Linked DNA regions of Homo sapiens: region 2 is linked to region 1. A link is an interaction called in ENCODE POLR2A ChIA-PET data of the cell type or tissue named here. Cell type or tissue: OCI-LY7. All regions are shown on one strand. Links, peaks and the distances in the headings refer to the core of each region. The heading gives the core; the rest is flanking DNA.

Region 1 (15,199 bases), core at 4,261-12,260:
GGCCTGTGGCCAGTGACATTCTTCAGTTTTCCTTGCCATTGTCTGCTGCCCAATCAGCTCTACTTGGTAGAAGGAGCTGGCCACTGGATCCAGATGGAGCTGCTGGGAATGAATGCCACACTGGGCAAGCAGGGCCCTGTGGTTCCATAGGGAGGCGAGAGTACCAGGACTGCTCAGTGGAGAAGATGGGCACAAATTGAAACAAACCAAACTGCTTGACTGAATGCTGCTGCCCAGAAATATAATTGAGGGAGGCTAGGATTGGAGTGGGAATCAGTGAACCTGGTTAGAGCTTTCTGGGGTAACTCAGAGGAAAAATTATGCAAAGTGAGTTGGGCAAATTAACTGTAGGAACTACCCTGATTTAGCAAGAGATAAGATAGGGAGGAGTCTAGAGCAGAGAATGGAAAAAACAGGCAAAGCAAGGCCCCGTGCACAGGGCCCAGGCTGCCTCACCCAGACAGCTTCAGGAACTTGGATAGGAATACTAGAGATAAAGCATATTCTAGTCCCCAGGACCTGGGGCCTCAGTTCGAAACCTTTCTCTGTCTCTTTTTTTGCATGTAAATATAAAACAATGGCTGGCCACTAATGGTTGTTTCTCCCCAAAGTAAAACACAGACAAAGAAAACAAAAAGTTCCACCAGCCAGACGTAAACTAATGATATATGTTCCAGGTAAGTGGTTATCTGCAAATCTGTCTTAGATCAAAGAATTCTCTCTCTCTTTTTTATTTTTGGTCTGTGAACAGGCAGGAAAAACTGGGGTTTCCCAGGCATGCACACTTACTTGCTGCTCAAAGAAACACTCAATCTGTTAGAACTTTTTGATGGCATGTGAGGCCTAGGGTGTGATTTCCATTATCTATTAAATGGTAAGTACGTAATAAGCATAGTAGATTTACAGTAGAGTCTATCTCAGTGAAGATGTTATTGCTAGAAATATTTATTAAAATTTTCTAAAAATATTCACTTATGCTGTGTAAGAAAAATGCTGCGTAGGATGCTAAAAGTGGCGTAAAATATTAGCAAAAAACCTACCCTCTCAGAGTGTACATTCTAGGAAAAATGATGCGACCTCAAATAATGCTCCCCGACTATTATCTGAGTATTTGCTATATGCAAAATGCTTTGTGCACATTGTTTACTTAATCCTCACAATAACCGATGAAAGAGATTAAATTATCTCAATTTTACTGAAGTTCAGAAAGATTGAATAACTTGCCTAAATTCACATGGTCACATGGTAAAAAAGACATCTATTGTTTCATCTATCTACATCTCCTCTTCTTTTTTTTCAATCCCAATCTCTTTCTTCTGAGGATCTGGTCTTCAAGATCCCCCTGTCCCTAATGCGCGAGTGCATGCACACACACACACACACACACACACACAAAATGTGCTTCTATTGGGCCAATCATAGACCTCTGCATTCCTGATCGTGTGATACAAATCAAACCAATCAGAGTTCTTCTTTGGTGTCTTCAAATTGGAACTAAGGTGAGAGAGTTCCTTCTTTCTGACCCTCTTGTGAAATGAAGCTTGGGCACATGAACTTTGGGGTTGCCAAAACACATAGTTCTAGCCTGTTGGAAGATGCTGGTCTGAGGAAAGAGAGTCAATACCAAGAAATAACTAGAAATATGAAATAAGAGACATCAAAGACAGCAGTGTGCTGGTCATTAACAACTAGTTCTCCAAATGTAGTTCTGACACAAATGGTGGTTGGTAATTTTCTTTAGGTGAGTAAAATGAAAGTAAATCAACAAAGACACATACTGGAGCTTGACTCACTTTTCAGTGATATGACTGACTGCTTTGCCAAGTCAAATAATTGTTCTTAAAATCTGAAAGATCTTAGCAATTTTCGATGCTATTCACAATGTAAGAACTGCAGATACAACACACTTTCAAGTTCAATTTGCATTGTCAACATTTTCTTCCTCACTTTCTTAAGTCTAGAATCTAGACAATCAACAAAACAATAGATTAAGCCTTGGTTTTAAGCATTCATTCATTTCTATGGTTTAAATGCCTCCACTACGGACATTTTCAAGCTTCCAACATGACATCAATACATATGAAGTTGGAAAGAGATGTATAATAGCACACCACTGTACAGGGTTTCCACCATACCAATACCACAGATATGAAGAATCTCAAAGGTGTAGATAATAGCAAAATGCGGTAAAATAATTGAGAAGTAATGAGGTTTTAGAGTTTATTACTTTTGTATTTAATACAATTTTTACTCATGAGTTTATATCATTTATTTTTTAATAATGTTATATTTAACAACTGGCTTACAAAATCCCTCAAAATCAAACAGTTGGCTCTCAAGAACTAGCGCGAGCCACATTCAGCACCCCACAGGCTCCATTTATTCCTAAGAATAAACTTATTCCCACCCTGATTTCAGGAGCCTACAAATGCTCTAATTTGTTCAACCTAGAGATAAAGTGTCTTTTCAGTTGCTTGCAACCAAAAGAATCTTAGCTAATTTAAGAAGTCCCTCTTGGCTACAGTGGACAGGGAAGGCTTCGTCAAAGAGACAGAGCTAAAGCGCCCACCTCTGAAGGCCAATTTTCCAGACGACTTAGTTTCATTTTTTTGAAAAAATTGAAGAAATAACCATGCCCCCCACTTTGATAAAAGGAATTTTCAACTCTGGAAAACCTGGCCATGCTGTGCCACGATCCCTTTAAATGTCTTCCCAGATGAAGAATGTTTCATCAGCTGAACGGAGCCTCCAACCCCTGCAGAACCTGGGAGGATGTTAGCAGCTCACAGCCCTGCTCCCAGGAGGCTCGGCATCATTCTGTGAAACTGCACAGGGTGGAGCCCTGGCTTCTCCCTGGAGAGGAAGTAGCTGCAGGAATGCCAGATGTGGCATTCCCACAGCAGCTGGTGGAGGGGCCGTGTCTCCCAGCATGAGGAGCAGCTGCAGAGACTGAGCCCCAGAAGTTTGCACAGGCCAAGGAGAACCCAAGCTACCTGGGGCCTGAGGCAACACAGGCTGATAAATAGAGCATAATTTGGGTCTGATTCTCCCACCCTGCCTTTGTCTCCTTCCACCGGTGTTTAGTAAACCTTTTTAAAGAGTTATTCCAAGTGCTTTTTCAAGCCTCTAATCTGTCTTCAAAAATATCCTGGAGGAGGAAATGAAGATTGTTTGCTGCAGAAGACAAGGTGGAAATGGCCAGGAAAAGTCTCTTCTGAACACCTAGATGAAAGCCACAAATGAGGGTGGGGAGAGCTTGGACAGAAGCCAGCCAGGGCTACTGGCCTGCCTGTCCTGCAGTTTTTAAACTAAGGGGTAACTGAAGTCCTCTGCTCTGTGTGAAGGCCAGGGGTGGGGGATGCGGCGGAGGAGAAGTCGGGGTGGAGAGGCTGTGGACAAAAAGGATGAGAGGGCTAGAGGTGGGGGAATGAGAGGAAATCAAGTGTGAGCTCATCTTAGGTCTTGTTTAATGTACGGTTTTGGGGGGTGGGGTAGGAGATGGACCTTCAGCCCTGCATCCAAAGTTGATTAAAATCCTGAAATTTTTCATAATTGGACCTCATTAATAAATTCCTCAGGGTTCCAGGAGGCTCTGTAGAGGTAAAACAAGGGTTTGGAGAGATGAGAGCAACAGGAGGTTGGAAGATCCCAGACCACAGAGTTAATTCCACTTAATCAGCCTGGAGAAACTCCACATTTACAACACATCCGAGGACTCAATGAGGCCTCCCACCCTCTGCAGCACGGCAGGGATTTTTCTCATTTACTTCTCCCTTATTTTTTAACCCCTATTTCCAACATGAATAATAAGCTGCCCCACAAGTTAGCACTAATGCTCCTCTTCTCTCCGGAGGAAGTTTACTGTGTCTGCGGTAGGCATAACTCCAGAGCTTGGGGAAGGGAGGATTCCACCTCCCAGCCTCCTCTCTTCGTTTTGCCACCCACCATCTCCCACCACCCCCTGCTCCACTTGCTTCCTCGCCTCTCACTTTTGAGAACATATATTCTCAGTTGTTAGCTTGTCCTCCAATTCACACGTAATCTCTGTGATGCTTAATTTTATGTGTCAACTTGGTTGGGCTAAAGGATGCCCAGATAGCTAGTAAAACATTATTTCTGGTTGTGTCTGTTAGAGTATTTTTGGAAGAGATTAATACTTTAATTGGTAGACTGAGTAAAGAAGATCATCCTCACTAATATGGCCAGTCATCACCTAATCAATCCATTGAGGGCTGAACAGAACAAAAAGGCTGAGGAAGGGAGAAGTCAGTCTCTTCTGCTTGAGCTGGGACATCCATCTTTGCCCTCAGACATCAGCCCTCCTGGTTCTCTAGCCTTTGAATTTGGACGGGGATTTACATTAGTGCCACACCCTCCCTTGCTTCTCAGACCTTTGGGTTTGGACTGGAACTACTGCCCCAACTTTCCTGGCTCTCTAGCTTGCATACAGCAGATTGTGGGACTTTTCAGCCTCCATAATTACGAGAGCCAAGTTCCATAATAAATCTCTTTCCATATATCCTATGAGTTCTATTTCTCTGCAGATTCCTGACTAATACAATCCCAAACCTTGAATTGAGACATTAGCATTAGCTTGTTGCCATGCCAAATCTTTAGTGGCTAACAAGTGGCAAGCTTGCTTGGTTTGTAATGTATCTTTTCTCTTTCCGTTACTAAAAGTGAGCCTGAGCTGCAAAACACCCAACAACCAGATACTTCAGAAAAAAAGCAAACAAGAAACAAAGAGCCTGAGCGATGCCCAAACTGGGAAGCCAATCTCTGAATAGGAGTGGGCCAGGGTCAAATGCAGGCTTTTGTCAGGGATCCAAATGGCTCATTCTCGTAGCATCTATATCTTGCAAATGTCTCCTTCCTTTCTTGAACATTTTAGTGAGGAGAGTTACCCAGCAAAACTATGTGGCACGGAAGGGGCATTGCAGTTCAACCTCAAGAACCATCCCCAAGAACCATCACATAAACACCAAGGTGGCTGGTCCTCAGCACAGGACTCACTCTCATGTCTTCTATGAGATGTGACTTTTTTCACTGTGCAGGCTAGGGTTGAACTACAGAGAAAAGGGAGTAGAGAAGGAGGGAGAAGGGAGAAAGGGTCAATTTAGCAATGGCAGTGGAACCTGAGAAGGAAAGTCATCCCAGATGTGCAGCTACCTCCTTACCACACCCTCAACCCATGCCCATCTCCACACCCCAATTTCAAGCTGGGGAGCAAGAGAGCAGGCTGCCTCCTTCACTTCCAACTTTGCCTCTCTTTTCCTATCCCCCTGCTAGTGTGCATTTGGAATGTTCCTTTCTCTTCACTCTTCACCATTCTGTGCTTTAACATCCCCTCATCCCATCCCAATACAGAAAAATAAAAGGTTTCTTTTTGTTGTTCTCTTACAATTACAGAGAAATCTCAGGGGACCCAATACTGACATGAACTGGCCCAGCTCTCTCTACCTACCTTGGGAAAGAGTCCAGGAGGCTTCAAAATCCTGCCCCCAGGGTTTGATTCCAACTATTTGACATTCTGGAAAAGTCAAAACTATGGCGACAGGAAAACATCAGTTGTTGCCAGTGGGAAGGAGTGAGGGAGGGATGAATAGGTATAGGTGGAGGACAGAGGATTTTGAGGATATTGAAACCACTCTGTATGATACTATAATGGTGGGTACATGTCACTATATAGATGGTCCTGGACTTACAATTTTTTGGCTTTATAATGGTGTGAAACCATTGCAATTTCGATGCACTTTGAATTTCTAATTTTGATCTTTTCCGAAGCTAGTGACAGGGTACATGAAATATTCAACACTTTATTATAGAATAGGCTTTGTGTTAGATGATTTTATGCAAATATAGGATAATGTAAGTGTCCTGAGCATGTTTAAGGTAGGTTAGGTGTATTAAATGCATTTTCAACTTACAGTGAGTTTATCCAGACATAACCGCTTCTGAATTGAGGAGCATTTGTACATTTGTCCAAGCCCATAAAATGCACAGCACCAAGAATGAACCCTAATGTAAACTATGGGTTTTGGGTGTTAATGATGTGTCAATGTAGGTCCTTCTGTTGTAACAAATGTACCACTCTGGTGGGGATGCTGGTAATGGGAGAAGCTATGCATGTGTGGGGGCAGGAGGTATATGGGAATTCTCTGTACCTTCTTCTCAAAAAAAGCATTTTATGTGATAATAGATTATGATTAATGAATGCTTGTTCTACACTAAATTTTCAAAAAACTAATTCTGACCCTCGGCATTGGTACGGCATCCCTCAGGAGGCAGGACAGTGATGTGTGCTCATCTCCTACCTGCTACCTACAGCCTGGGTCACGTTTCACCCTGAACTGGGCTTTTCAGGGCTTGGCCAGGTTCCACCTGGAATTTCACCCTTAAAAAGTGAAGGGTGGATGAAGAGGGGGTTCACTTTTTACTCCACATATATTTATAACTTGGAATTTTACAAGAATACCTCCATGTATTTCTTCTATAAAAGTAAAATAAAATAAAATAAATAGAACTTTGCAATATTAGTTAAGCCTCTGATTTCAATTATAAACCAGATGTCTGCTTGAACATTTCCACTGTCGTGGATCCCTTATACTTGGTCTGTACCCCGCATATGATGCCTAAGATGGATGAATCCCCTCCCTGTGATTTTCCTGCCTTTATTCCTCTTCGTCCTCTGCCTTGGCCCTGCTGCCTCAATGGAGCCCTGTAGCAGTGTGTCACAGACTCCAACCCCTTCTCTGTTTCTACAGGAAACCCAGGCTCACTCAGCTTTTCATGAGTTTGGTAACTCCATGGGGAGTTGTGAGAAGGCATCGCAGGACTCCATCCCCAGCTCCTGCTGCCCCTATCTCAGCCCCTTGGGGAGTAAACTCCACACCCTCCCACTGCCTGCCTTCCTTGACACCCCCACTGGAACTCTCATGAATCCATTCCTTTCAATCTTCTTCCAAAGTAACAGAAGCTAACTCTAGCTAACTTAAACCAAAAGGGGAAATATGTTAGGATGAGAGGGTCTCAGGAAATCCAGATGGACCATAAGAAGATCTGTAGAGCCCTGGCATCTCTGGGCCTCTCCTCTCTATGAAATGGAGATGGCTGCCATCCACAGGGTGGCTGTGGGTAGGGGATGCTCTCTTTACCTGAAGCATCCAGTTTGCAGTGGGTTCTCAGGAAATATTGATTCTCTTCTTCCCTTACGTAGGCCCTTGACCCCATGAGAGTGATCTTTCTACAACACCATGTGGCCAGGCCACTTCCTTGCTTAAAACCTTCTGTGCCTCCCCAGATCCCTCAGCATAAAGTCCTAGCTCCTCCATCTGCAGTGTTTTTTCTCTCTGCAGTTATCTATCTCTGCTTCTCCATCCATGCAGTGGGCTGTAGCTGTCCCTTAGCACCCAAGTGTCCAGCTACACAGAAAGAAAACTGGCTCCTCAGTTTCAGACTGGAAAGGAGTATCAGACTGGCCCTTGTCTAACAATCTCAACCAGGAGGAAAGGGGTCGTAGAACAATGGGTCACGCGAAAGGGGAACGATCCACAGCTAGGCATGCTCAGGCGTGATCACAATCTTGCAGATGGCTAAGTAAAATTCCTCTGAAGATTTGATATTTGGGTATAGTTTCAAAAAGGGGATTTGTTTTGTTTTGTTTTCATTGAATGGAAACAAAGCACAGATTTTGAAAACAAATCCATTTGGTTTTGAATCTCTGCTTGGTCACTTAATAATAACTGGGCAGTGTTGAGAAAGCCACTTAACCCCTCCGGTCCTCAATGTCCTCATGTATGAAGTAGAGATGGCTGCCGTTCACAGGATGGCCATGGGTGTGGGATGCTCTCCCTCTTACCTGAAGTTTGTGGTGGGTTCTCAGGAAATATTGATTCTCTTCTTCCTTTACATAGGTCCTTGATGCCATGAAAGTGATCCTTCTACAACACCATGTGGCCATGCCACTCCCTTGCTTAAAACCCTTCTGGGGCTCCTCATATCCCTCAGCATAAAGTCCTAGCTCCTCAAGATAACATAAAAAGCCCTGAAAGCACTCTCTGCCCTCCTCTCCACTCATTCCCCACCACTTCTGTGCCCCTGCCATGGAAACAACTTACCGTTCCCAGCACCCCTCGTGCCCTCTCTCCTTCCCTTCTCCTCTTTCCCCCACTGACTCCCCAATCTTGTCTGTCTAATGTCTACTCCTTCCTGGGGTCTATTTACTCAGGAAAATCTTCTTTGGCCATCACTTCCATCCATAATGCTGTACTGAGTCTCTTCCAGATGCTCCTGGTTAGAACCCTCCTCAGTGTTCCTGAGAACCAGCCTAGACAGTGAGAATGGCCTCAGAAACTCTACTTTGCAAGGCAGTCCAGTCCACTGCTATCTCCTAGAAGGTTCTACCACTCTCATCCTAATTGGCAGTAGAGCCAAAAATGCCTCTCCATAATTTTCATCCAATGATCTTAGATTTTACCCTAGAACAGCCTTCAAATTACTTGGAGCTTGAATCTTACTACCCCTAATCTATCTTTCCATTCCTTTTACTGGACCTCAAGAGACGTGGTCCAGCGAACATCTATCATCCTGTAATATTCTTTAATTTGTCAGTATTCTTCTCAATCCCTGGCGCTCTTAGGTGAGTCCAACCACCACCTCCTTCATTATGGATCCTACAGACCTATGCAGCCTCAGACTTAGGGGCCTCTTTATCCAGGTAAGCCACCCTGCCTAGGTCCCGTGAGCTTCTGGTTAACCATGCCCCCTCCAAGCCCTTAGCATATGACCTGCTGCAGTGCCATGTCCAATCTCTCCCCATTCCCAGGCTCATGGAAGTGCCTAAAGTTACACAACAAGCCAAGGGCAGAGACTAGGAGATATCTCAAGATTTATAATCTCTAGTCTAGCATGGTTTAGCAATTCACTTGTCCACAATTCTTTGAGCTGATGGCCTTATATATGTTAATAATAATAAGTATGGCTAATACATATTGAAGGTTTACTCTGTGCCAGGATAGGCTAAGAAATATATGTGAGTTTTCTCATTTAAGCCTCACAACAAGTCCTTAGGAATTTTACAGATGAGGAAACTAAAGTTTAGGGAGATTAAGAAATGTAATCCACTAGCTTAATAGAATGAAGGCTTAGGTTAGACATCAAAGCAATAAGATCTCAGAGCATATTAAATACGACAGCTGTGAACTCCCATATTTATTTTCTAAAATTAGGAATTTCCTAATTTAAGCCCTCCCAATGACCAGACTTGATTTCAATTAAACACAGAGGAAGATAACTCACATCAATCAAGTGAAGTCTGGGGGTACAGAGTACTAGCACAGCCCCCAGGGCACAGTCCTCTCAAGTGTTCTTCTAGGCATGGACAGGCCCCTCCTTACAAAATGTTCAGAAGTCCTAGAGCTTTTGCCTCATCCACTCACCCTGTTTCTAACCCCGAATGTGGTGTGAGAACAGGTCTTGCAGCCTTGCAAAGCTTCTGTAGACATCTGCTGTCTCTCTTACATTTACATAACAAGGCTCATCTCTGATTAATTAATTTGATGACCTCCAGTCAATCTGGTGTCCGAACTTCAAACTGTGGTAAAACCTTATTTATCTATTTAACACAATTCCAAGCGTTCCTTATATTCCATTTTTAAAGCCAGTAATAGCTTCTTTTTATAGCTAAACCATGAAATGAGAAACTGGCATTGCGTTAGATTGGTTCCTAGGTAAAAGAGTGCTCATAAGGCTAGTGGCTTTCTGGTAACACTGATCCACCTGGGACTGGTGGGTAAAGATGTCCTCAATCCCATCCCATCCCTTGTAATCCCTGTACAATGAAGACAGCTTTGTCCACCAAACCTTTCACCCACTCCTGGAGCTCAGGAGGATGAGAGGCTGTCAGCCAATGTTCTGGACAAATGCTCCCCATGGAAATTTCTGCTAATTGAACTCAGATCTTGCCTTGCTTGTTCTGAAGCAGGATCAGAGATCTGACTGCTGACTGTGTGGCTTCCCAGAAGATTTAGAAACATGCTTGATGTGGGTATGGGATAGGGACAGGGGAATTCTTGTGGCCTGGGGGCAGAGGAGGGCTCCAAACACAACATCAGGGCTTGGCAAAACCCAAGAACACTATGCCAAGACCTTTTCCCTTCACTTGTAAGCCCATATGCATTTGAAAGGGAACTTAGTCCTCATTTCAGGAGTGAGTACACATTAGTCATCAGTGCACAGTGATAGTAGCACTGGGGACTCATACCTAGAATGCCCCCCCCCTTTTTTTCCTATCCAATTTCTTCTTATCCACCAGAATCCAGTTTATTTTTACCAGGACTTCTCCATCAAGTCTAGCTCACAGTAACTACTAGCCTATGACAACATAACACTTGTTGCTAGAAAGATATCTCTTGACATGTTCAGCCTTAAGGCATCTTTTGAAATTTTTAGACTATGTGTATTTATACACATATACATGCATGTGCATATTACAGTTTTTCATGCACTTACTCAAAAACTGTTTACTGACAACCTACTGCTGCCAGACACTGAGCTGGGTACTAGGGACATGATGGAGAACAAGATAAGCAAGGTCTTGACCCTTACAGACCTCACAGTGGGGAACTCTATGGCTCGATGACTATATCCACAGGATTTTAATTTATGGAGGTGACCAAGTGATGACACAAAGAGCCTGATGCTATTAAAAGAAGATATTTATCACTTACCTTTCCCCCAGAGAAGGCACACAACACCATGCAAGGCCACCTAGGGAGCACCCGGTTTTGGTCAGGAGGCAGAAGCAGGAGCAAGGAGGGGAAAGTCTAGGCTGGAGTTTTCATTGGGGTTTCTGCAGGAGAACTAAAACTGGGCAGAGTAAACAGTTTCAGGTTGGCTAGTTTGAATCATTCTGGCAGGCTTTGGGCTCTAGGAGTGTTCTCTAGTTGTCTGATACCTGGCCCTGGAATGAATTAGGGCAGATAAATACCGGACTGGTATATGAGAGTTAAAGGGGGTTACTGAAGGTATAGACTCTGTTGTTCTATTGGTTTGTTTGCCTATGAAAGGCGAGCCTTTTGTTATCTGTAAGACAGACCCTAGGAGGGTCAGTCTCTCCCCGGACAGCAAAATTTTCAAGATGTCAAAACATCATAAAATTCAAAACATTTTTAAAAACACTATTAATACACTGTATCCATCAGGGCTCAGAATGGACAACAGAACATACTGTAGATATTTGAAACAAAAAGGATTTAGTGTAGGAACAGAGTGTTTATGAAATTACTGAAAGGGCTGAAGAGGAAGTCTCAGGGTCCACCAATGGATAATGTATTTTAATGGCATACGGTTCTAACTTGGATCTGGAAGTAGCAAAGATGCTGCTGCTACCAATACTGCTGTCCCCTCCAGAATGACATATCCCCACAAAGCTGGTGACTAGACATGGAATGCTGGTCCATCTGCCACAATTGACTCAACCATCTATATAACCTTGCTTAGCAGTAAGAGAACATTATGTGTATTTCTGAGTTTCGCAAGTACAGGAAGGAGGGGACAACTGTGGCCACACATTTCTGTGTTCTATATAGTATAACACACAAATGAAACGTGATAAACACGCAAGACTGAACTGCCTCTCTGTCCTTCAATTGATAGGTTTTTATGCCAGAAGGCTGTCCAGCTAACATTTCTATTCTAGGCTGGACTGGTCTGTCTGTCCCACACTTTTTTCAGCTGAAAACTCTCTACTCTTCTTTGAAGATACAGTTCAAGCATTGCCTCCTTTGTGAGGCCTTTCTTCTTCCTGCTAAGAACTGGCCACTCCCTCCTCGATCCTCCCCATGGAAGCAGAGGTAGACTCTCATCGCAGTGCCCACCATACTTCTTTGCTCTTACACCAATGTCTCTCTGCTTGATTGTGAGATGCTTCAAGCCATTCCATGGCATGCAGTAGACACAGAATAAATGATCCTTGGATGAATGGGAAAGGCTGAGGCTCTTACCACAGATCCAAGATGCAGGTAGGGATTCCAATATAGCCTGTTACCCAGTCCAGTCATAGAGGAGCTGAGTGGATAAGTCCTGTTTTCATCAAGGCTAAAATCTTGGATATTGTTAAGGCATCTTGGCTCTGGTACTGTTTGGGACAAAACACTGTAGCAAATAATTAAATAAGAGTAGCCTGAGCAGGGATTAGGAAGCAGAAAGAAGTTTAATATCTCTGCATGACTCAGACATACCAGGTAGTTTCGGTTGCAGCTAACAGAAACACAGCTCAAATGAGACAAACAAATACAAAAAGAATATACTGACCAGCATAACTGAAAGGTCAGGGTGCTAGCTTCAGACATACCTGGGTCCAGTCTGTACCCTATGTCATCAGGGGTCTGTCACTTTGGCTCAGCTTTCCTCTATAACCTGTATTCTCACACTGACTCTCCCCATGTGGTAGCAGAAGTGATTATTTTTTCTTTTACTTTTCTCAACTTACACTGTACCCATTCATCAATCTCAGTAGAAATGGAGTCTCTTTCTCAATGCTTCCAGCAAAATATTTCAGGATGGACTGTGACTTGGACCAGTCTGGTTCCAAGTACCCCTCACCCAAGCCAGAAGAATAAAAGATGCAGGCTTCCATTGGCAGGTGCTGTGTTCACCCCTGAAACGGGGGACCCATGGGTCAGATCAACCCCACCAAAGCCCGTGGGCTGAGTAGGGAAGGAGGTGGTGTTATCAGAAAGAGGCGTATAAATGGTAGACGTGAAATACAACAGCTGTTTCCCGGAGTGGTTAACTAGTATTTTGCTATCTCCAAAGCCTCATTCTTCATTTTGAAAGAGTCTTTCAACTACTCAAGAGCAACAGCAAAACTGCAGCCATTCTCAGGGTGCTTCTTGGATGGGATGCCCAATGAGATTGGTACAAAACAGAAAAATTTGACATCATTTCTAAGTTTCAGTTGAGACTGGGGAGAGAAAGGAAAAACCCATCAGTTTCGGGTCTTGAGTAGTAAAACCAGAGTGAGAGGGAAGGGGGGAAAACGCTTGGGATGTAAATGGAATGAACAACAGAAAATAATTAAAAAGGAAGTGGCTTCCTCTCGTTTGTCAGTCGGGCCCTGTGAGGAACAAGAGCGGTACCTTTTCTGGAGCCTCAGCTGCTCTGCTGCCTTTCCAGCCGCCTCCTTGGGAAGAATGAGGTCTTAACAACCAGCATGGTGTCAGGGCTGGCCTCCACCCAAGCCTAAACAGTGCCCCCATTGAGGGACCCCAGGGGCAGCCCTGGATGCCTCTCCCTTCTCCTGCTCCCCTCAATGGGCTATTTGTGGGACTAACAAGGACTGGGAGACACACTGCCTATCTCCTCCGAGGCCCCAACAGCTGCAGGATTCTGCAGGAACTCCACAGGGCCCCTGCACATCCCTGCAAAGACACCAACCGGAGGATGCCGGATTCAGAAAGGGTCTCCAGGCGCCTCCTGGATGAGGGAGAAAAATACTCCTCAGTTCTTTCCTTCCTCCCAGCCCTTTCTCCCGTCTCCTGGGATAGCGACTCTTCACCCCAAAAATATTTGGTAGCCTGCCTTCCTGCAGCTTGGATACCCTCCCTGTTCTATCCTTCTTGCTGGCTGGGAGAAAGAAGAAAAAGGAGAAATAATCTTCTAAAGCTGAGAGTTTATGATTGTAGCCATGTCCAAATATTTAATCTTCATTTTCCACTTCCTCTGCTGAGATAAAAGTGACCTAGAGTGGAAAGTGGTAGCTAAAAAATTCTCATCACAAACCAAGATCACAGCTACTGTTCCCATTGATCTTTCAACCCCACAACAACACCAAGGAGCAGTAACAGGCCGGGCGCGGTGGCTCACGCATGTAATCCCATCACTTTGGGAGGCCAAGGTGGGCAGATCACCTGAGGCCAGGAGTTTGAGGCCAGCCTGGCCAACATGGTGAAACCCCGTCTCTACTAAAAATACAAAAAATTAGCTGGGCATGGTGGCGAATGCCTGTAATCCCAGCTACTCAGGGAGGCTGAGGCAGGAGAATTGCTTGAACTCAGGAGGCGGAGGTTACAGTAAGCAGAGACCGTGCCACTGCACTCCAGCCTGGGCAACAAGAGCAAAACTCCATCTCAAAAAAAAAAAAGGAACAGTAACAGTTCCTGTATTCTATTTCTCCTGAGCCCATTAGGTAATGATTGCTAATTGCCTTGAGGAAAGAGACAGCATACTGTCTAGAACAGATAGGTGAGGAAGAATCATTCCTGACTTTCTACTTCTATAGGATATAAAGTCTTGCCTGTGTCTTTTCACTTAAGAGATGCAAGTTGACCCCCTCCCCAAATGTCTCCTTCCAGGAGTTTATTGTTGCACATGAAAATCCTATTCTCGTGATATTCCATGTTTGTTAGTGGAAGCAAGTGTATTCTGCATGAATAGAAGTATGTCTGTTTTGGTGGAACTTTGCTGAAGTGTAAATACCCATGGGCTCAAGACATCAAGCTTTACAGGTGATTAACTTTAGGGTGCTATGTAGTTGATCCTGTCCTTCCCAGAGTGATGGCTGTGATAAAGGGGAGAGGGAACAGCCCCAGGAAAAACCTGTACCTACTTTGCAACGAACAGAATCTGTAGGGGGATCTGGTACAACTTAAACTTTGTTCCCCCCACAAATTTTTGCCAGAAGGTTGGGACCTGGCCTCATTCTTCAGGGTCAGGGGACTGTTTCCCATGCCAGTCCATTCTACTTTTGAACAAATCTTACTCATTAGATCATTGGAGAATCCTTTCTTGCATCAATTTCCATTTGATTTCCCTTAAACATGCAGACATTCATCCTGGTCTTGCCCCACTACTACATGCACTCTAAAATCTATAAAATCTTCTAAAATCCATAAGCTCTTCAACCCTTCCATAGAGAAATCACTCATGCCTCCTCCTGAGCTTTTCCATTTTGGGCTAAATCATGGTTTCTGCAATTTCTGCAACAGTTCCAGATATGATACAGTTGCCTGATTTTTAACCAGCTGGTTGACTGTCTCCAAACTCTGCTTTTTTGTTTTTTGTTTTTTGTTATTTGTCTTTGACCCTATTAAGTATATGGAACTCAGCTGCAGTTTGACTAGAGTTAAAATGCAGACAGGCCATTGCCATCCTTTATCAGAGGATTCTACTCCTGTGAATGCACTCTAAGACTTGATGC
Region 2 (15,199 bases), core at 1,942-9,941, 170 kb after region 1:
CTGTGAATAAATATACACATAAAGGTGTCATGCATTAATATAATTATTCTTATTTTTAAAGTTCTCAGAATGTCATCTAAACTTAAGATATCATTTTTAGAATTCTTATCTGATAACCCTACTTCATCCAAAATTCATTAATTTGATCATAATTCAACTTGGGATAAATAAAAGTTCACATTTCCATTGAAGAAAATATTTGTTAGGCAAGTACTCCATGAGATTGCAGAAGCCAAGAACCCATGTAACAAAACATTTCAAAGTTTACTGTTGGTAAGTAAACCCAGCAGCCTCTCTTATCTAGAACATGGGTTAGCACTAAGAAGTAAGAAAAAATACTCTAAGCAGCCAAAGGACCTGTAACAAAATATGTGCTTTGAAGCACTTTGATTTTACACTTAGTAGAGTTCCCAGGGCATTTGCTCAGGATTGATACTTATTTCAGATGTTGTTCATGCAGTGTTGTTCATGTGGTGTTCCTAACATGCAGCAATTAGAAGCAGCCAGTTAGAAGGGGTGGCGGTGTGAGTCCTGCAAGAGGCAGGTTCCCCAAAGGCAGCAGTGTTGGCACACCTGACAGTGAGAGGAGAGAGGGAGAATAGGACTCAAAACATTGCAGTCGGGGGCCACCTAGCATTGGTACAATTAGTTCCATCTAGGGCAGCCTCTGCCATTTAAAAATATACTCAGTGAAGTGAAGTTGGAAAGCTTGTAATATAGATTAAGGAAAATTACTATCCAAGATAGTTATAGAAAGTGTCTTGATCTTTGAAGTGGTAAACCTCTAACTGTTCTGTAAGATGTATTTCTGTAGCCTTGATGATACTGAATAAATATGTACTTTAGAATTACATAAAAATGGATGCTGCTTACCGAATGTCTTATCTATTATCTGTGTGGAGAAATCTTTTTTGTTATTGTTGACCTGAGTCATTTTATACCTTGCAGTTTCTTTAAAATGCATAATAATCACCACTACCACTAATATACTGATCTTTTCCGGTTTTTTAAAAAAAATTTTTATTTTTTTTTTTGAGACGGAGTCTTAAAGATATTTTTCTTGCTCCAAGGGTCTAGATTCTTCTTTTTTTGTTGTTGTTGAGATGGAGTTTCGCTCTTGTTGCCCAGGCTGGAGTGCAATGGCACAATCTTGGTTCACCACAACCTCCGCCTCCCAGGTTCAGGCAATTCTCCTGCCTCAGCCTCTTGAGTAGCTGGGATTACAGGCGCCTGCCACCACTTCCAACTTTTTAAATTTTTGTATTTTTAGTAGAGACAGGGTTTCACCATGTTGGCCAGGCTGGTCTTGAACTCCTGACCTCAGGTAATCCACCCGCCTCAGCTTCCCAAAGTGCTGAGATTACAGGTGTGAGCCACCATGCCCGGCCAGGTCTAGATTCTTAAATAACCAAATTTCAAGTTTTGTACAAAGATTGAAGGAAAGCTAGTCTTTAACCAGGAAGAAAAGGATTTGTTAAGAGATTATCAGCCGTATCTTTGCTGACTCATTGATACTGTGGTGCCTAAGACATCTTGGCTTTTGTGACAGAATCCTGCATACAACTTTCTCCAGGATAGTTCCTCCAGGAGGGACCCCTCTGCCAGGCACTGTGGCAGTCACATGTCCAGGCTGCATCTCTGCCCTGCTCAGCCTCTTCATCCTTGCATTCAGATCTCCATGTGGTTTAGGGTGCCCATCAGGGTAAACACTGCCATTGTCTCTTTAATTGCTGTGCTCTTACTCTTCTGGCTTTCACACCTTCAGCTTCCAATCAGTCACCAGTTCTTGTTATTGCCACTCTCCTAGTAGCCTGAGAATCCATCCAACTTCCTCCACTGCCATGACTGCTAACCCAGGGTCAGGCCACTGTCAACCCACTGTCAACCTTTTCTTCACCCTCAGAATGAAGTCCAGACTCCATAATGCAGTTCAGAAACCCTTAGGACTCAGGCTTCTGCTCACTTTCAGCAGCCCCTCAGAATGGTCTGCTCCCGTCATTTCAGCATCGTGCTCAGTTTTAGTCCCTCAACTGACCGTTCTTCTTTTTTTTTTTTAAAGAAAACAATTTTTATTTAAAAATTTATTTTATAAGAAGTATTGGCATGAATACATAGATAAGGCATTTGAAATGGCTTCTCTGGTTGGACTGTTGACCAGCTGAATTCCAGCTCTGTCCTGCAGCTGATCACCCTTCTTTCTCGGCGTGCCCAATGCTCTTACCTCTATCTAGAATACTCTTTCCAGCTCCGTGGTGAGGTTTTGTTTGTTTTGTTTTTATTCTCTTTGCAATAAAGAATTATTGGTATTCCACTAAAAAATAAATGTGGCTTTGTAGAAATCAGTGCTGTACTGTGAATTCTGCCGAGCTCTGGTTTAACAAGTTCCTCGATATCTGAGTTAGATTTGCTACTTTTAAGCCTTTTTAGTTTTTTTCTCTATCATTGTACATGTAGTCAGGTCTTTCTGAACGACAGTGTTCACAAAGAGATGTTTGTAAAGCACACATTATTGTAAAGTGAATCAGATTTTCTTATTTTGTGTTAAAAGCTCAGAGATGTGGTCTCAGGGAAAAAATGTTGCTGCCAACCTACATATTACTGTCCTTGAGAATAATCCGAGACCTTCACAGGTCAGACAACAGATGTGCTCAGATACTTCAAGCAGAGAGCTTGATGACGATGTAAGCATCACAAGATTTATGTCAGCTGCTGGACCTCCACAGACAGGGTCCCAGCAAGCTGACAGGTTGTAGGTGAGCAAGCACGTTAGATGTGCAGGTCACTCACATCCCTTTTTGTGGGATCAATGGATGTTCTTTCCTGAGAAATGAAAGGGCAGATGAGTAAGCATGCTAGAGCATGTGTCTTCAGTCCTGCTGTCACTCCTGAGGAGATGTCCATGCCTTCAAGAAACACTCAGAGCTGCCAGCCAGGCACCAAGGTGCTGGGGACACAGCAGGAGGGAAGTCTCCATCACTTGCCTGTGGAGGAGCTTACCTGATGACAGACAGTGCAGGCCCCCGTCCACTGTGAGTCGGGGAGGCATCAGGAGGCTTTTTTGGGAAATGTGAGGTGGAGCACCAAGCCAAGTCCCGATAAACGTGGAGGAATGAACCAGGTGAAAGGAACTTGCAAGGAGGTTTTGTGGCCTAGGGGTGGGTGGAGAACACACAGGCCCAGAAATCAGCAGTCTTAGGATGGCATGGAGGACTGCAAGTGTAGTTCAGGTAACTCGGCCAGAGTGGAGGCAGGGTCCAGGGACCAAGCTGGGACACGATTTCTGGCTCTGGCCAGAGAGAGAGCCACGCAGAGCTCTCTGCCTCGTATTGCCCCCACTGGCCAATCCTTGAATCTCAGCGCTTAGGACAAAATAAAAAAGCCTTTGTAATTTGACAGGTAACCACAGAGTGTTAGGAAGTGGGTCAGGAGGCCCCAAGAAGGATTTACATCAGAGCTGGGACAAGACAGTCTGGGGTCACAAATCTGGGAGCTGTGGCTTTTGTACTTCAGTAGCTCCATGTAGTTTCAGAGGTTCACAGATTGGGAAGTGTTCTCATGGCAAAATGAATTCCATCCACTGTGGTCCTGAATGTGGTTTTGGAACTACATGTTTCCATTTCAGAGACCATGCACTGTAGTGATTAAGAACCTGGGCCTTGCTGGGTGCCGTGGCTCACGCCCGTAATCCCAGTACTTTGGGAGGCTGAGGCGGGTGGATCACCTGAAGTCAGGAGTTCGAGACCAGCCAGGCCAACATGGTGAAACCCCGTCTCTACTAAAAATACAAAAATTAGCCGGGCTTGGTGGTGTGTGCCTGTAATCCCAGCTTCTTGGGAGGCTGAGGCAGGAGAATCACTTGAAACTGGAAGGCAGAGGTTGCAGTGAGCTGAGATCGCGCCACTGCTCTCCAGCCTGGGTGACATGACGAAAACTCCATCTCAAAAAAAAAAAAGAACCTGGGCCCTAGGAATTAGACCTGTTAGCTACTTGGACCCCAGGGAAGTCACTTCTCTGAACCTTGAATTTCTTGTCTCTAAAATGGGGTCGTTGGTGGTATAATGAAGCACCATTCTTGATCCAGAAAAGTATTCAGTTAATACTAACTGTAGATAATACTCTTGCAAGTAACTGTCTATGCTCACTACTTAAACCTTTAACCTTTTAGAATGAGGTTAAGAGCCTCCCCCAAGGTTGCTGTGCTACTTATCACTAGGTTAGCAAAGGCGGTTTGTGTAGATAATACATCATCTTGATAACAATACATTTTCCCCTGTTATTTTGAAATGATTTACTAGAAAAATAGAAAATGGCAACTTTCAAAATTCTGTGATATGGGATAAAGCATCTCCTCAGGGTTCTTATCTCTGTGACCTAATGCAGGTTTCTTGGTCTTCTTTTCTCATCTGTGAAAAGAAAAGGTTGGTTTACATAATCTCTCAGTTCCATTCAAGCTCTAGCAACTCTCCAAAAATTTAACTTGGAAATTACTTCTTGTGGCTAAATTTAGCTGTAATTATTGAAACAACAATTAGTTTTTTGAACTTAGAAACTCTTGGAATTTTAAACCTGGGTAACAACTATAAAGAGAAATGCAAATGAAAAGCAACAAAAGCTTAGAAAAAAGAAATCATGTTTGTCAAGCAACATTAAGTGATGAGAAAATCTGTTTTTTAAAAAGCGTAATAACTGCTAGGAGAATATTATTTTGCAAATTGGAGAAAATAAATTAGGTCAAAGTCATTAGCATGTTTGTGTTTAGCAAATACTACCTTAGGGGGCAGTTTTTAAAGTAACTTTAATTTTTTGACAACTTTGCTATTAAAAGCTATCTTTTTCTTCTTAATGTTAATTGTATAAAGAAGGGACATTTTTGGATATAACCTCTAAAAAAGCTTCTTCTTTGACTTCTTCTTGTGTTTATTTATAAAGACCTTTTTGTAAATAAACATGTATGCATCTTTTTTTTTTAAGTTAAAAATGCATCGCTTGGTAACAATCATATTGCTTCCTAATTGTGAAAATTTACATTTAATTATATTTTGGGGGTTTTTTCATGTAATTTGGATAGAGTTGACAGCTACTAGAAAATGCAACTGCATTTCACTATTCTATTATTTTGGGCTCAAGTTCTAAAAAATTATGACTTTCAAATAGACTTGGAATAAGACTGTTTAACTGATTTAATCATTGTAATTGCACCAACTTGAATCGTATTCACAGAAACCACCTTGCCTATTGCTGTTTTTCTTCTTTTTTTTTTTTTCCTCTTTTTTCTGAGACAGGGTCTCACTCCTTCACCCAGGCTGAAGTGCAGTGACATGATCATGACTCACTGCAGCGTCAACCTTAGCGGGCTCAGTGTATCCTTTCACTTCAGCCTCCTGCGTAGCTGGGACCACAGGTGCATGCCACTGTGCCCGGCAAATTTTTTTTTTTTTTTTTTTGTAGTGACAGAGTTTCGCCATGTTGCCTAAGCCGGTCTCCAACTCCTGGGCTCAAGCAGTCCACCCGCCTTGGCCTCCCAGAATGCCAGGCTTACAGGTGTGAGCCACCATGCCGAGCCCGCATTGCTGTTTTTTATACACTGAACTGAAACTGTTCATAATTCATTGCAGAGCACACGGACATTCAGCAGTAATTATTTTTTGTCTTGGATTCCTGGTAGTAAAGAATGCTTGATCCTTCCTGCTTCTGCCCCAACCCATGCTAGTTCTTACTGTTGTGATCAGTTATTAGATATTTATTTGGGGCACTTACTCTGTGCTGCTAGCACGTGATTTCCAGATAAGGCTGTGATCAGGAATAGAGCAAAGTCTTGAATCTTGGTCACCTCAGCACCATTCTCTAGGTAGTTGTGACTGATGGTGATAACTGGCTGTAGGTTTTGTTACCAGTAAATAAGGCAGCTAAGCTGTCATCTGCACAATGCAAACTGAAATCATCCTGCAGTTTTTTAAGTGGATAGTAGGACATTCCCTCCATTGCAAGATGATTTGCTAGGAGAGTTTTAAATAGTGCTGAAGACACACGAGAACAAAGCCTTCCCTTTTTGAGCTCAGGTCCAAAAAAGCAGTTTTGGCATTAAAGAGAAAAGGTTTATGCTCAAGAACTTCTTGCTTTTTCTTCTCCCTCTTACTTCTTGGACTAAGTGTTGGTGATAAGATACAAAACCGTTGGTGTCTGAAGTACCTCTGAATCCAGCAGCCTTCTAAAGAAATGTTATCAGAATTATATTGTGTAATATAATGCTTTCTTCTTGTTGAGGATGCCCCAGAATACCGATAGATGTCACAGATTTTGCAGATTATAATTGTGAATTTAAAATTTAAAATGTCATATATTTTAATTACTAAAAACAAATTAGTAGACATTTCTTATCTGAGTAGAAGATACTGTTGGCCATAACCTAATCCAAAATGAAATTTTTTTTCCCCAAGTTCCGTCTCTGTTTCTTGTTTTACTTTCCCTCTCTCTTTCTTAAACACATACATATACTACCTACCCCACCCCCATGCATATACAGGTCTTTCTAAATTACTGCCTTTTCACTCCACATGACCAAGTTGTTTTGGGACTTGGTGTTCCAGGTTCAGTAAGCCTCTTACACTGGGTTCTGTGCTATAGAAAAGTTGCTATAGTGCTGGTACACACACATTTTCCTGTAAATTTCTCAGTTCTTTATTTAAAAATAAATATTTTATAAATCATTTATTGAGCATTGATAGGGTTTGTGTGTGTAATCAGATGCTGTCCTTCTGCTTTATACTTTGGATTACCTGTACTGTACTTTTTACACCTAGTCTGACTTCCTGTCCTTATACTATTGGGTTACTTCTGCCCCAGCTGTATCATTTTGTGTGTATTTAGAGCACATGAGCTAAATCTTATATTGGTTAAAGAGTTTAAAAATCTGTCACAAAATTTTGCCCAAAGACAGAAAATTTTATGTTGTCATTTACTGTTTTTTTTTTAAATACCTAGTCTAGGATTGATTTTTTTTTTTTGTAATGCACTATGAGAGATTGCCTACATTAAAAGCATTGGTAACAGCACGTAAATGTTTTGTAAGAAGTTTCTGCGTAAGGAATATAATATATTTAAAATGTTAATTCATTCCCATATGCTTAAGTAGTCATGTGTGTCAGATCTTTTCAAGTACAGTGTTCTTGCATTAAAATAGCCTAGAAATTTTATTTCTGCATTCCAGTTCTGTCTTCTATAACTTTTTTTTAACCCGTGAAAATGGGATAAAATGTTGGGTTTTTTTTTTTTTTTTTTAGGATCATGTGTGTGAATTTGAGGTTCAGAGACTGCAGTCACTGCAGAGACCTGAAAGCCATTACTGTCTGTCCTCTGTGATTATATGTGTCCCCTGTGATTCCCACCTGCAGGATTAGGAATGGGAGGGAGAGCAGGGGGTAGAAAAGGGAAGGTGGCAGAATCCATCGCAAACCAGTGAACTCCAAAACCTAATCAGGCTTCTTTCTAGGCAGATTCTATGAGAGACGAAGACAGACCACAAAAAACCTAGCCCTAATTTTTTTTTAACCCATGATTTCTAATGTTTATCTATTTGTTCATTTTGTAATTCGAGTTTAATCAGACCAACTATCAGGCAGGCATTTAGTTTGCACTTTCAAAAATTGAAACTTACACATTTATTAAATGATATCCAGAATCATTTCCTTTTTCTTTTAGAACATTAAACATTAATCCTTTTGAGTATTCTCATGTATTTCAAGGTACTTATGATTGCTTATGTAGGACTAATGCAAAAATTAAATGAATTCCATGAGAATTCTTTTTTGACCTCACAAGAGTTAAGGAGACCTACTTTATGTGAAAGTGAGATTTTTATAGATAATACTTTGAAAACCTAAATTACTCTGATACTAAACAGTTTACTGTGTCTGTTAAAGTAAAAAACCTAATTGAATTGCAGTTGAAATTCAAGAGTCTAGACATTCCTTGTGGGCATATTTGATTTCCTCTTTCCCCTTTTAGCTGTTGGAGAGGGAATTGCCAGGTGTCTTTAGTGGAAAGATATTTAACCTGCTGTCTGACTGCTTATTGTGGTAGATGAAGTGTTAGCACTGGCTCAGGCTTGTGAGACCGTTCCCCATTACTGTCCTAACACTTTGGCAGGATTTTGAGTAAAGTTACTTTATTTAACCTCTTTTGAGTTTGACCTCATCTATGAATTAGAAATAATGATACCCTTCATACTTAGAGAATTTGGGAAGAGCAAATGAGATGATGAATATAAAAACCTACCCTTTCAGAAGGGTAAAAATAAAATACTAGGATTTATGGTCATAGCATTTTAGAATTCGGAAGGACAACCTCCTGACTCTAAGCAGTAAAAGTGGCAAGCAAAGGGGGTTCAGCCATTGTTGAGAGATTTCCTACTTCAGTACAGTGCTGGGTCTGGGATCCAGCCTCAATCATCCTAGTTCACTGTCACTCTCCTACTGTACTTATCTGAAATGGCAATAATAGTTAACTTCCTCTGTGCTTGGTACACTGGATGCCTTATATAAATTGTCTCATTTAAGTCTTACATCATCCTTGTGAATTTTGATTCCCATTTTACATATGAGAAATCAGAGACTGTGAGAGGTGAGGTATCCTGGCAAGGTGGTAGCACAGCTAGTGGGTGGCAAAGCCTGAAACTGAACCTTAGCAGTTTGACTTCAAGCCTGCGTTCTTAACCTTTATGATTATCTTTGCATATTTTTTTTAAATCAAGAGGTAAGTTTGTTTAATCAGAGCACAAATTTTATTATCTTGGAAAAATTATTCATTTCTTTGTCTTAGCTTTTATTCATTCTTCACATAGTGTATTATGAAGTCAAAATCATATGTAGTGATGACTTTTTAAATTAAATTATCTATTTAGGTCTTCCAAAAATACAGAAAACATTAGTGAAGCATTTTAAGTTTTTGTTTTGTTTTGTTTTTGTTTTGAGACGGAGTCTCGCTCTGTCACCAGGCTGGAGTGCAGTGGGGCTATCTCAGCTCACTGAAACCTCCACCTCCTGGGTTCAAGTGATTCTCCTGCCTCAGCCTCCCTAGTAGCTGGGATTACAGGCATGCATCACCGCACCCAGATAATTTTTGTGTTTTTAGTAGAGATGGGGTTTCACCATGTTGGCTAGGATGGTCTTGATCTCCTGACCTTGTGATCCGCCTGCCTCAGCCTCCCAAAGTGCTGGGATTACAGGCGTGAGCCACCATGCTCTGCCATGATTTTTTTGTTTTTATATGAAGTTCTTCTAAAATAAAGCAAGTTATAAACACAAATACATTTAAATTTCAGTGTTTTTACAAGGCCAGGGAAGAGACGCGGCTTCAGGGAAAAATATGGTTGAACTTTGTTAATACATACATTTTTTTGCCAGCAAAATTGGAGATATGCTTGGTGTGCACATACATTAAAAGCAGTAATTGTTAACACTTTTGGAGTACTTCACAGAGTGCCTGCCCAGACTGTCTGACATGCTTCTCATTTGGTGCCTACGCAGCCTTGCACAGTAGTAAGGGGAGAGTGAACACTCATGACCTCCTGCTGTCTATGCACACACTCCCTCCCCCACAGTGCCTCAGCTCACACCTGAGTATCTCTCTGCATGCTCCCAGGGAGCTTCCTGCAGTACCTTAGGCATTCTGAAACGTGTGTCTTTACAACAAGACACACTTGTTAAAGCTGTTTACAAATGAGCCTTGGCGGGGGCGGGGAAAGCTGGTTTTCATTTCCAGTTATTTTAAATTTAGGCTTATTTCACACTTCAGCATTCTTTTAATTAATGTGTTTTAATTAAAAGAATTAATTATTCTTGGTTGGTAATGCCCTTTAATTTGAGTAAAGATGATATCTAAGGCCAGCATCTAGTATTAAGTTATGCCTAGATGGACTTCTGTTCATTTATTCTGTTACTGGTGGTTGTTCTTTACTAGTGAAATAAGTTAACGAATGCCTGCCTGTCACATGTGGGGCCTTTATTTTGTGTTCAGCAGGCACCTTCTTTGATAATTATAAGAGCTTAGTGACTGAGAGAATTCAGTAATCTTCCTGACCCCTATGCCTTCCCAACAAAGGAGATTATCTTTTAGTTTATAGAAAGGTCACTCAGGTAAAACTGAAATCTCCTTCAAGGCAAGATAAATATCTTTATCCTTAACTGTGTCTCTGACATGCCATTATTTTTTCTTCAGTAGTAGTTTGCTGGCCCATAAGTCTTTTATGTGAACTGCTTATGGTTGGAAACTTAAACACTGTCACTTTAGCTCAGCACTTGTTTATTGACATACTTTCCTATGTGTATGTACTGTGCTAGGAACTGAGTGAGCCCTAGGTAAATGCTGGAGCCAGGGGAGATAAAAAGAGAGTTTAATTCTTGTGTTCTCTAGCTAGTTATTGATTACTTGTAGCTAATTTCATAAGAAACTCTTGGAGGAAACTGAAGAGTAGTTGTAGGTTCTACCTGGATGTGACAGGATTCTATGTGTATGCCTGGATATGAGGACAGCTTGTTGAATACTGCCTGTTAATTTGCTTTTGGGTGGATCATGAGGTCAGGAGTTCGAGACCAGCCTGGCCAACATGGTAAAACCCCGTCTGTACTGTACAAAAAATTAGCTGGGCATGGTGGCAGGTGCCTGTAATCCCAGCTACTCGGGAAGCTGAGGCAGGATAATCACTTGAACCCGAGAGGCGGATGTTGCAGTGAGCTGAGATGATGCCACTGCACTCCAGCCTGGGCAACAGAGCAAGACTCCATCTCAAAACAAAGAAAGAAAAAAGATGAGAGAAATATTGTTGTGCTTTAAGAAAGCCTTTTAAATTAAAATGTGAGTTGACACCCCAGCCAGAATAAGGGTGATGGTGTCAGGCTCCTGAAAATGATTTTGTTGTGTATATTTTACTTATATACAGCTTTTAAGAGAATAACTTGTATAAAATAAGATACTTAATTTTAGATATTATTATAATAAGTCTTAACAAGTAATAAGATATAAAATTAAGTATCTTATTTTATACAAGTTAATTACTTATTAGTGGTAATTCCACCTGCAGGCTTGAAGTTTCATGGCCTCCAGTGTTTCTCTCCAATGGAACCTTTGCTCCGTTGAACCTTGGATGGCTTAGAATCTGGCACAGATGCTAAGGGTTGAGAAGTGAATGATAGTTCTGTTGGCAATCTTAATTCCTTGATGGGCAGGCCCAGGATCACATCCATACCTTAGAAAGGGTAGCAGGGAAATACTAGCTCAGCTTCCTCCCTGAAGAATGCCAGTATTTCCTGGAAAAGAGCTGAAGAGGATCCTATGGAGGAGCCTGAGACCACTGCAGGTTAGGAGACAGGAAGGCAGGGAAGAGGAGACAGGAAGGCAGGGAAGAGGAGACAAGGAGGCAGGGAAGAGTTGACAGGAAGGCAGGGAAGAGGAGACAGGAAGGCAGGGAAGAGGAGACAAGGAGGCAGGGAAGAGTTGACAGGAAGGCAGGGAAGAGGAGACAGGAAGGCAGGGAAGAGGAGACAGGAAGGTAGGAAGAGGACTTTTTCCAAGGAGCCAGTGGTCCGCAGTAGGGATGCTGCTGGTTGAGGGCTACAGAGGACGTGGGTTAATGGAGTGATGGGAGTGGGACGTACTTTACTGAGGGATGAAGGAGAGGTGCGGAATCTTAGGCTACTCTGGAGAAACCTGGAGAAGGAGGGAGATGGGAGAGAAATAGAAGCTAGAATGTTTGCAAAGATGAAGCATTTTGGGGTTTGGTGGTTTTTTGTTTTAAGATAAAAAGGGGGGGAATTTTACAAGCTGAAGAGATGGCACAGAGAGGAAAAAGTTTTATTTGTGGTTAAAGTAGTGAGCATGCTTTTCTGAAATGTCATTTCTCAAGGAGATGGCGGCTTGGAGGGGGTCAATTGATGGTTAATAGGAAGCCAGTCTAATGAAAAGCTAGCTATACCTTTGAAATAGGAAATTTGTAGTTAGAAATGTTTGTGTTCTCTTTGTTTAAATTGTAGCTTGTGGTATAACAAAACATTCACTCATCAAATTTTGTAAAGAATTGGCTGTATGCAGATACTAGGAAGATGGCAGTAATGAAACAGACACAAATCCCTGCTCTCAGAGAGATAATATTCTAACAAAAACGTGTTTGTAAGTGTGCGCAGAACCCATTTCATGATTTCTGCTTGGTTTGTGGACTCGACTGAGGTTGATGTGAGCAGTTCCTGTAAAGGACCATCCCTATCCCAGGTTGTTCAGAGAATTGTTTTCCGTCCAAGCCCTCTGAGTGGCTCTTGTGTTTGTCTACCCTCTTCCTAATTGTCGCTTTTAAATACCTCATAGAAATACTCTCTCTCCATATTTCAACTTGGTCAGCATGTGTACCTGACTACAGCCAGTCAAATTTTGGTGCTGGTGACATGGGTGTGGCAGTGCACGTGGGAAGGTAATTCAGGAATTACCTTTTTTTTGGTAATAATGTCAGAGTGTTAAAGTGATTAGTTTTTAGAGAGTTAATTTCGGACCTATTTAGAAATACCCATATAGATATTACTTATTCTCTTGCATACTGATAGGCTTTCTTGGATGGGGAAAGTGGTAGAGATGTGATTAACGCTTTGGGCATTTGTGCGGTTTATCTTGTCTCTGCTTCGGGTCGGGAGTGACTTGTTACTGTTTACATGAGGCTAGTTGTGTGGCACTCCCTAAACAGTTTATTGAAGTTTTGTCTTGTGTATGTGACTGTCATATTATGATGGCAGAGTTGTTGAGAACAGCTGCTTCAGCCTATTGTCAAACATTTTGGCCCTATCCATCCAGCATACTTCTTTTAGGGGACTGAAGGAAAGGGACCCAGGAGTGTCTGTGCAGACTGTCATCCTAGTAATGCTTACTTGGAACAGTGAACACAATCGATTCAAGTCTCAAGTCTTTTGATTTACCTTAATCCATTTGAATTTTGTATTTTAGCCACCTTTGTATCTTTGACATAAAACCATCACAGGGTACTCCTCTCAGAAATCTTGGAATAAAATTGACACTCTAGAAAACAGATGCTCCATTTTTTATGCTTATGCTGTGGTTTTAAATGTATCCTGCCAGCAGTATCCCCCCACCTTAAGCTAGGAGAATCTAGGTGTGAGAAATTTGGATTCGGAATTCCAGCACTGCCCCCCAGACATGCCCATTCACTGACCCCCTGAGCTAGTTCCCTTTCTTCCTCTTGGGTTGCTTCCCTAATAGGATGCACTTCATGGCTTTTGCATCTCCCCTCCCAGCCACAAGATCTTTGAATCTCTGAGGGTTTTCTTCAAGGCATTTTATTCCTACTTACCACAGGAAAAATTAACAGCCATTAACAAAATTATAGACATGGGTAAGTTCCTAAGTTAGGTTTTCACTGAAATATATATGAGTCTAGACTCATGGTTCTTAGCTTCTTTACTGACCATCTCTTAGTCTTTTCCTGGGGTTGAAAGCTGTCATTTTTCCCAAGAGTGGTGTGGGAGCTCTTCCCTCTTTCTGCAGTGCCCCAGGACTAACAGTGGATACTTGGCATACACAAAGGCCTCAGTGAAGCTTATTTACATCTTGGAGATCTTTCTGGCGTAGAAGTTCATATTGGAAAGGCATTGCTTCCTCACAGCTTCCTATGTACAAATACTGGGCATTTGGGAGTCTGGATGAAAGATGAGTAAGACAAAGGCTTTGTTCTCAAGTAAAAGTCCAAGGGGAAAAGATTAATCCATTATTTTATTAAGTACATATTTATTGACTACCACCCTTGTGCCAGGCTTTCTGCTGGGGCAGGAGACATAAGCTTGAGACCCATTTCCGTCCTCACGGATCTCAAAGTCAAGAGTGGGAAACAGATAAGAGGCCATTATAGCAGTGCTCTTTGCTGAGTGAGGACTGAGGAAGATTTCTTCACACTGAGTTTTAGGGGACGTGGCCAGTGGGGGAGGCTGAAGGCAGCACCTGGGATGGTTTCTCCAAGGGGACCCTAGAGCTTCAGTTAATGAGGTGAACCCTACAGAGTACTGACACCAGGAAATATGCCTAAGGAAAACTAGATAAACTAGGGTTTTATTTTTATTTTTTGCTTCTTCTGTATGCTAGGCAAACTCACATTTTATTAGCTGTCAGTCTGTTTTCATTTTTCAGTTTAAAAGTTTTCAGGTTGATAACTTTGGTCCGGTATCAGTCAGAGTGATGATGAATTGAGTCAAAGCTGTTGTTTTAAAAAGAATATTCATATGCATGCCTATGAAAAAGAGCTGTCTTGTTTTAAAATGGAGTAATACAATTTGTGTTACAAGTACAGTTCTTTGCCCCATTTCCATTCAAATTGTCATTTATATCTGAAATCATTAAAATTAGAAAACAGTTATGATGAATGTCTTTTGAAGCATATAGCAGGAAAAGTCATAAGTCAAAACCTGCCAGTTTAAAGTAAATGCAATTATTTGGTTCTATGAAATTGTAGCTTTTGCTATAGTGAAAAGAAATTGGCATATTTATGAACAACTCCAGGATCTCATTGAAATGAGGAAGACATTATTTAGGAAGACAGTAATGATTCAGACTATATTTAGGACAGGATGTTAGAGTTAATGTGCCTTCTCTTTCAAGTGATTAGTGGGCAGATGACATCTTTGGTATTAATGATTGCCTGAGTTAACATTTTTAAGGAAAGAGTGCCACCTACTGAATGAAGAGCTTTTGTTTTCTTCCATTCAATTCGAAGAATCTTGTTTCACTTTGAATCCTTAGTGGGTGGCATTTGCTGGGCAGTGATCCCGTCTTCCAGTGGATTGACTAGGGTAGCTAGGATTCTTAGAGGGAGTTTATGCCCCCAAAACCAGGTGTAGAAACAAAACCTAAGCATAAACATGATTCAGCACTTGGCAAGTCTCAAAACCTTACCATCATGTTAATGTACTCACTGGCCCAGAAGGTTTTTTGTTTTGTTTTGTTTTGAGCTAGGAGCAAATGGCTGGGAGGAAATGAACTATTCCAAAAAATAATTGAAGGGGATTGAAGAGCATATGACATTGGTCGAGATCTTCTGGGGAGACTTCGTTTTCCTAGGGAATAATATTAGTGCAGAGATTGCTTGATCACAACTTGGCCATAGGTCAGTGGAGGGATTCCTGAGGTCAAGTTGCGAATCCAAAGGCCTACTTCA

What was found. Peaks named below come from ENCODE experiments on the same cell type or tissue, not always from the same donor. Only the 100,000 strongest peaks of a DNase experiment are listed, where the experiment ranks them.
Region 2: POLR2A ChIA-PET joins it to region 1 with 16 read pairs; 2 of 35 experiments call an interaction of 5 or more read pairs at or near these places.

Annotation. Positions count from the first base shown.
Region 1 is chr5:56,646,903-56,662,101 of GRCh38, forward strand. No RefSeq gene overlaps it. Among named protein-coding and RNA genes, the nearest start is that of C5orf67, 48 kb to the left of the region's middle. In OCI-LY7, for the core only: no CTCF peak of the experiment used is centred there; no DNase peak of the experiment used is centred there.
Region 2 is chr5:56,823,925-56,839,123 of GRCh38, forward strand. All of the region lies in intron 1 of MAP3K1 (mitogen-activated protein kinase kinase kinase 1), which reads left to right. Among named protein-coding and RNA genes, the nearest start is that of MAP3K1, 16 kb to the left of the region's middle. RefSeq lists an enhancer at 1,440-1,950. In OCI-LY7, for the core only: a CTCF peak has its summit at 3,342; DNase peaks (open chromatin) are centred at 3,337 and 5,411; H3K4me3 peaks cover 989 bases.